Linked DNA regions of Mus musculus: region 2 is linked to region 1. The links are chromatin loops, found by intact Hi-C in ENCODE. Cell type or tissue: heart. All regions are shown on one strand. Region 1 overlaps Efna5 (ephrin A5). Region 2 overlaps Efna5 (ephrin A5).

What was found. Peaks named below come from ENCODE experiments on the same cell type or tissue, not always from the same donor. Only the 100,000 strongest peaks of a DNase experiment are listed, where the experiment ranks them.
Region 2: a loop joins it to region 1, with 2.1 times the contacts of the local background. A loop is called at or near these places in 3 of 42 quality-filtered maps.

Annotation. Positions count from the first base shown.
Region 1 is chr17:62,755,740-62,759,739 of GRCm38, reverse strand. All of the region lies in intron 1 of Efna5 (ephrin A5), which reads left to right. Among named protein-coding and RNA genes, the nearest start is that of Gm52303, 21 kb to the left of the region's middle. In heart, no CTCF peak of the experiment used is centred here; no DNase peak of the experiment used is centred here; H3K27ac peaks cover 1,063 bases.
Region 2 is chr17:62,681,260-62,685,259 of GRCm38, reverse strand. All of the region lies in intron 1 of Efna5 (ephrin A5), which reads left to right. Among named protein-coding and RNA genes, the nearest start is that of Gm52303, 95 kb to the left of the region's middle. In heart, no CTCF peak of the experiment used is centred here; a DNase peak (open chromatin) is centred at 1,899; H3K27ac peaks cover 755 bases.

The DNA of each region.
Region 1 (4,000 bases):
ACAGCTGGCTTACAGCCGATAGCACTGAACCAACACAGGGTTTTGTGCCCAGCCCTGATTATGTCTTCCAGTAAGTTGGAGGTTCGGTGTGTAATTTCCTCAGTAAGCTGAGGTCTAGGCAGGGCTTTGGAATGCATGTTTGACTGTCCTCCCCTTTTAGACGTCGTCGTTCGGTTTCTGGTCGGCGGCTTTAAAAAAAAAAATTGTGTCACGTGGCCCTAGAGACCATATCACATTGTGGAGATGTGGTCAGCAGAGATGGTCGTCTTTTGTTCCTTTTCACATACCCGAAAATGGAGAATGTTCGTCCCTTTGTGTTTAGACCTAGCATAATCAAATGTCTTAGTCGCTACCAGTTTGTGCCTGAAATCCCAGCTGTCCAGAGGCTGAAGCAGGAAGATCCCAGTTGGAGGTCTGCTGGGGACCACACAGGGAGGTCAAAACAAGCTTGCGGGAGCTTTCTAAGACCCTGTTGCAACATAGAAAGGATGTATCTCCGTAAAAGGGTACTCGTACAGTTAGCATGCCTTAGGCTCTAGGTTCAGTCCTGAGTACGAGGGGGACAAAGGAAAAAAATTAAGATGTGTGTTTGCTGCCCTCAAGGCCGTGGCGAGGCATGTAAATTCCATGTGACATGCTGAGTGCTGTAGCTGGGTCAATTCAGGATCACATTGGACAAGCAGCTGTTCTGGAGCAGCCTGGGCTGTTTATGTCTCTTCGTATTGTTCAAGTCAAAGAGGCACTGAAGTAATTTTTGGGAGCTCGCAACACTGCCATGTTGGCCGTTGAGTAATAGGAAGCTCAGGGTCATATTTTTATTTCTGGGCAGAGTAGCTCTGATTCCGTCTTGCTTCTCATCCTCTAGTAACACTGCGGTTCTGTCTGGTCCCCAGGTGTTCAGGGACATTACACACTCTGGGTGACAGCTCTGGATGTTTTGAACATGGACCCAGAAGAGATTTGAAAGCTCTGTTGAGCTGAGCCCAGCATCTCTTTGGAGTGTTTTAAGTAGCAAACGCCACACACCTCACACACTGACTGGGAGCTGGCTGTCTCAGAACTGATTGAGCCCCAGCAAGTGCTCTTGGGGAGGGCGATCCTGATTGCCCATTTTCTCTGTTTCCTAAAGGGTCTTAATTGCTTTCGTAAGAGGCCTCTATTCAACGCCGCCTCCCTCCTACCACAGGTGATTCACTCAGTAACAAGGGTTAGATTACCCAGATGTCAGGACCCCCACAGATATAATGGACTTCTCTCCAGGGGCCACCTGACAACCCTCTCTCTCTGTCATACACCTTTACTGCCCAGAAGCCCAGCCTCTTGGATGAGACCCCAGATCACTACCCTAGAAGGGAGTAAAGGGGATACTGCGTTTTTTATAGCTCTGCGTTTTTTGATTTTACATTTAAAAAAAAATTCAGAGTCTGTAGGATGTGTGGGATGCTCGTATGTTAGGTATTCTTAGACCCATTTTAAAACATTAAATATTAAAATAGACACAGGATAGTGTCACCAAGATTGATATTTAGGGTATCGCAGGTAGAATTGTAATTTACATCTTGGCTTAATGGAGTCTGAGGAAAGGAGGTTAAAGTTAGGCATATTCTTCTCTTTGTTATTCTTTCTGCTACTCTGGGATTTTCTTTAAAGTCGAGATGGCTTTGGAAAATTGTATATTCTCTATTTAAAGTTTATTTGATCATAGCACCTCCATGACAATAGTAAGTAAATAGAAAACAGCCAAATTAAAAAGAACGGAGAAAATAAAGCATTTAAATAGCTTGCCCTTACCCAGTTGTTCTTTCTGTGATTTATTCCCCCCCTGAGTGAAGAAAATAACTTCCCCCTCATTTCCATCAAGTCGTGAGGATAAAGGTAGGGGTAGAAAAGCATTGTCATATTTGAAAAAAGAAATGATTGACAGTGTCACTTAAATTCAAATGTCTCCTTAAAATAAATATAAAAAGGCCTTTGAAGGAGTTGCTTTGAAAATCCTTTAAAAAAAAAAGAAAAAAGAAAGAAAAAAGTGGAGTCCTCAACTTTTCTTCCTTCCTACTTTCTTTGACTGCTGACAGAGTTTAGCTCCCACCAGAGTGGAGGGTCTCTGGGAATGTCCATCCTATGTAGATCAATGACGTGCAGCCGGCCCACAGCCTTGTCCAGGTGGAGACTGAAGCATGTAGGTCTTTCCACACTGGGCCGCTTCCTCTTCTTGGGGTCACTGGGTTGTGCTGATAGACTGTGGGTCCTAAGTAGGGCCCCAGGCTGTCATTTTTATTTTAGCCCATGCCTTTCCACATATTTTAGCTTAGAACAAGTAAGCCTGTATGCTGCCGGTTGAGGTAAGACAAGCCTTTTTTACTTCCTCTCTGGCGATTAAAAATACCTCCCATAATCACACTGATACTACAACTGAGATTAGATACACTTTCCTAACCAGGCATTGTGAAAGTTGCCAGGGTTTCTTGGTACTTGGTGTTGTAAGATGCCAGCCCAGAGGCCTGCGTCAGGATGGCTGATAGTAAGGTAGATAGATAGTTTTCCCACCCCTGGGGCACACATGAGTCACCTTAAAGTAGATAGATAGTTTTCCCACCCCAGGGCACACATGAGTCACCTTGGCCTGTGGAGAAGGCATGGCCTTCTTCACAGCCTTTCCCACCCTGTTCATATAGACACTGCAGATTTAATAAGCCCAGGGCGTTATATCTGCACCCTCTGCAGAAGCCACCGTTCTTGTTGCTGTGCCTGGGAGTCTGATGTCACTGTATCTGCAAAGGACAGACCTTGGATCTATCTTTTCTTCTCCATCTTGTACTAATTTGATACTCGCTGTACTGTTCCTGTCCCTGGGGAATCCTAGCTGTGCCCACAGGACCAGAGCAAATAGGGCTAGACCAGAAAGGACTTTATGCCCTCTCTGGCAATGTCCTTTCAGTATGGCATCAGAGAAACAAAGCCTGAGTCTGAGACTTTCGACTTTTTATTTTTTATTTATTTTTTTTGTAAACAGCCTCTTAATACTAAGCATTTCAAAAAATAGACAAGGAAAACATGCTATCATATGTATGTTTCCTCCTCAAACTAGGACCCATATTAACTCTGAACCCATTGAAACTAGCAGGGTTGCAGATCATTAGATTTTAACGAAATGTCAGTATTTTCCTCCAAAGTTAACTTTTCTTGAATAGTTTCCATGTTAACTTTTTCTAAACACATTGCTTCTATTGAGAAGCAATGCTCAGTAACTTGTAGCCGTTAAATGGCTATTTACTCTTTACCAAGTACTTAAAAGGTAAACAATAATTTAAGAATCTTACTATACTTGTATAGCAAAGAAATTAATGTTCTTTGAGACAGGGTTTTTCTGTGTGGCCCTGGCTATACTAGAACTCACTCTGTAGACGAGGCTGTCTTTGAACTCAAGAGTTCCACCTGCCTCTGCCTCCTAAGTACTGGGATAAAAGGTGTGTGCTACCACTGTCCAGCTGTCCTAAAGTATAACTCATGTCTTTCCCTACCCTCTTATCAAGTACAGTGTCCTTAGCATCTAAGGAAATAGATTCTACCTTCTTCGTACCCTTCACTGACTGGACCTGATGTTGAAGTGTGTCTGCCTTATCCTGGCATTTGTGTGTGCACAAGCATGAAATTTGCCTGCCAGGCAAAAAAGCCCACTACCCTCTGTCTATGAGCCACATCTCATGTCAGTGCCATACTAGGAACTGATAGTAACTGTAATCTAGCTTATTTTGTATTACTCATAAATACTGTCGGAGCATTGTGCTTTCATTGCCACTTTTAGAGATATAGATGTCGATTACATTTTCTGATCTTAAAATTCATCACTTGTAACCTGTGTGTAGCAGTCTATATTTGGTTGTGAGCCTAGCCTTTAACAGCAGAGCCAGCTCTCCAGCCCTATTTATAGCATTGTAATGTGTTAAAGTAAAATACTGACTCATAGATGATTGCTATTAGTGCTTTCTTGCTTCAACTT
Region 2 (4,000 bases), 74 kb after region 1:
GCAAACTGTCGCTACAGTGAGGGACTGAGTTCTTGGAGTGCATTGTGGGAAGCCACCAGTGGCAGGAAACGAACCATCCGCCACCTCCAATGAGAGGTGCAGCTATGGCGCTGTGTGAGCCCTCTGTGATGCCTTCCTTCTCTGCGAGAGGAAGAGTCAGATTTATCCTCTGAGTCAAAACAGACAAGTGTTGGGAGGCTGAGCCGCCAACCACCAAGGCTTGCTTGCCCAAAGTACATTCTTGCTCTTTCTAGTTTGTTCTGGTCTAGGGGCAACATGGTCCCTGATGCCACATCGGAAGATGTAGTGGGGGACTCCCAGTTGTGAGAGGGGAATAAACACATATTCTTGAAGTGGATCTCCAAACTTTCTTCAAAGCTCTCAAGCTGCAGGGGCTGAAGTCAAACCAGCCAGGGGTTCAGAGGAGATTAAGGCATGAGTAGGCCTAACTTAACTTTCTTGCCATTTTTAAAAATCCTCCATCATGTTCCCATTATCTTTCTCTGTAGTCATTGCTTCTTGTTTTGGGGTTGATATTGAAATTTCCTAAAAACCCTTCTGGGTTTTGAAATTATTTTTCTTAATGCTTTTAGCCTACACCCCATGATATTGTTAAGTAATCCTGGGTCTCATGTGAGGTACTTAATACCACGTGGGACATCGTTGAGACTCCCAGATACAACTTGCAGGATGTAACTTGATACCTTTATGTCAATGTTGGCAACTATTTAAATCATCTTTACAAGCAACCAAAGCTTGTAGCTCTGGATGGAGAGAGAGGATATATAAAAGTGTGTATAAAAACTCACTCTTTATGAATTTCACATTGGTTACTAGATGGCCCTTAGCTATCTGTGCCCTAGACTTGTTTTTTTTGTTTGTTTGTTTGTTTGTTTGTTTCCTTGCCGCTTAGCCCTTGCCTTATCAGAATTCTTCTAATCCCTCTAACAAATTTTAAAGTGTATTTGTTCTCAAGAGCATTTGTGGCCAGTGCCTTGACTAAATGCACACATCAGGGCATTTTCCCAATTATGTGTGTGCTATGTCAGAACTGTCACAGTTTGGTACAGAGTATATTGGAAAATACCCATGAAAATAATTAAAATTTAAAATTCTATTTTTTCTTTTAATATGAGAATTAAATTATCTTTGAAAAAATTTGAATTTTAAAATATAATGATTGAAAATGACTTTATTTATAATGACACTATACAGTGTGTGTGTACAAAGAAAATATGGTTTGATATGTACATGAGTTATTCTATATATTTATGTTATGTTTTTGGTTTTGTTTTGTTTTTTAGTTTAGTAATATATAACATTTATTTTGCTAGAGAAATGACCAAGTTGAAGTATTACAAAAGTATTGGGGGCCAGCGAGATGACTTACCAGTTAAGAGTACTGAGTACTCTTCCAGAGGATCTAGGTTTGAGTCCCAGCACCCACATGATGGCTCACAACTATCTGTAACTCTAGTTCCAGGGACTCCAACACTCTCTTCTGGCCTCTGTGGGTGCGAGTCATGCACTTGGTGTGTGAACATACACATTAAATAAATTCTTTAAGAATACGTTAGGAGCTGGAGAGATGGCTCAGCAGCTGGGAGAATGGATTACTCTCCCAGAGGACCCAGGTTCAATTCCCAGCACTCATATGGCAACTCACAATTGTCTGTAACTCTAGGATCTGATAACCTTAAAAAGATATACATGTAGGCAAAACACCAGTACATATAAAATAAAAGTAAATAAACATAAAAAAGAAAATATTCTAAGGGATGAAAACCATTTGGATATGCTACTTTAGAATTGTAGACTATCAAACCCAGGCTCCCTCTCTCTCCTTGTCCAGTTTCGGCACATTTCATAGCAGAGCTCTTGAGACCGTGTGACATATTCAGAGTCACACTGTAAGCCGATGACAGGGAAGGGGATAGAACCCAGGTTTCCTGCCAGCCTGCCAGCTGCATTTTCTCTCCAGTACAAATCTTCATGGAATATTCCTTCTTATTCCCATGAATGAGCGGAATCTTAGCACAATAATAACAGAAGAATAAGTCGTATAGAAATCTAAAGAATGGGTGTGGGAGTCTTTGGGAAGATGAGAATAAAACTAGGTTTAACTGAAGGCACTGAGTTGCTACCTGGAGATGTGTGATGATTCTAATGTACAAAGCCAGGAATTCTGGGTGACACTGTCTAAGTAACAGGGTCTATTTGGATCTTGTTGGATAGTTTCATCTTTGATTCTTTTTGTCTTTCCTTCCTTTCTTCCTTGCTTCTTTCCTTCCTTCCTCTTTCTTTCCTTGTTTCTTTTTCCCTTTCTTTCTTTTCATAGTGAACTCCTTGAGAGGTTTGCGGGGAGGTGTTTCTCCAGAGCTCTTGACTAAGACAGGGGAACCTAAGAACACGGGCGCTCCACAAGGGTCATGCTGTACAATACACTTTACCTTGTATGTGGACAGAGAACTTTTTGTATGGGAGGTTTACTATGGGCTCAGTTTCTATCCAGGACGATGAGAATTCAGCAGCAACATAGGATTTGTCTCATTCCCTCATTTGATTTCTCAACATAAAAGAACAGTTGGTCCTGAAACTTAAGATAGAGCCTCATTATATAGCTCAGACAGGCATGAAACTCACAATGTAGCCCAGGCTGGCTTTAAACTTACAGATATCCATTAGTCTCTGTCTCCCTGAATATAGGGACTTAAAGATGTGCACCACTACAGCCGATCTTCCATCCTAAAACTACACAAACAAGAAAGTGCTGGCCTGTTTCTCTTCTCCATTTTGATTAGCTTTCTTTTCATTCTTTTGTTTGTTTGGTTGATTTTTGAGACAATGTCTCTCTGTGTAGCTCAAGCTGGCCTAGAACTCACAGAGATCTGCCTGCCTCTGCCTCCTGAGAGGTGGGATTAAAGACGTGCCCAGCTTCTTTTTTTTTCTTTCTGATCTCTCTTCTGCAGAATTTTTTTCCACATAGACTCACTCTTCCATACCTCTTATGTTAATGCTGCCAATTCTTTCTTCTCTGCTGGGAAGGCAATAGTTTTGGCACACCATTTTCAGACCATAGTTTTTGGTGTGTGTCTCTGTGTGTGTGTGTATGTGTGTGTGTGTGTGTGTGTGTCTGTGTGTCTGTGTCTGTGTGTATCTATGTGTATGTGTCTCTGTGTGTGTATATGTTTGTCTGTCTGCCTCCCTCCCCCCTCCCCCTGTGTGTGTGTGTGTGTGTCCTGGCATTTTAGTGGCTTCAGGGTCTAACCACATTCTCCACAAAATAAATGTTCTGAAGACTTGCAGGAAAGAATTGGTCAAGAGGTCACCCTGTGCAGGACACATTGGAATTCTGTCAATGTGTAGCCTGAAGCAGAAAGTGCCGGTTGGCTTTCAAGGCTCTGAAAATATGCACAAGTATTTGGTGAGAACTTCAGAACTCTGCTAAGCTGTCTTTGATTCCAAAGATATCCCCAGGGCCAGTGAATAAATTACAGATGCTTTTAAAAGTATTATTTAATGCTTATATTAAATAATTGATTCTTGACTGTGTAGGCTAATCAAGTTATTGCTACATTGGCTTAATTTTCTCTACTCACATTAAAAATACTACTTTGTTTTAAAGGGTGATAACAGGATCTTTTGTGGTTCTATATAAAGGGAACTCTTTTTGACCCACAGATGCGATGCTATACCAGTAAGCTATTTCTGGTTTATTTAGCTGACAAATGGTTATCCCCTGGTCTCTTGCCTAGATTACAACCTGTAGAGTCCTTTTCTCTGTATTTAATATCCGACATGTGAGACCTCTCTTCAGGGGTGTATTGACTGCATTCCAAGGATGCTATTTGGAGCTTGAACTCAGTGACTTCTTAAGTGGTACCTTGAAATCCTGAAAGAACTGAACAGGGTAGCATTCTCTGTGTTCTTGGGCAAATTTCATCTCTATAGGTGTCTACTTAGTCCTTGCTTTCTATGAAAATTGCTTACAATTGCGTGT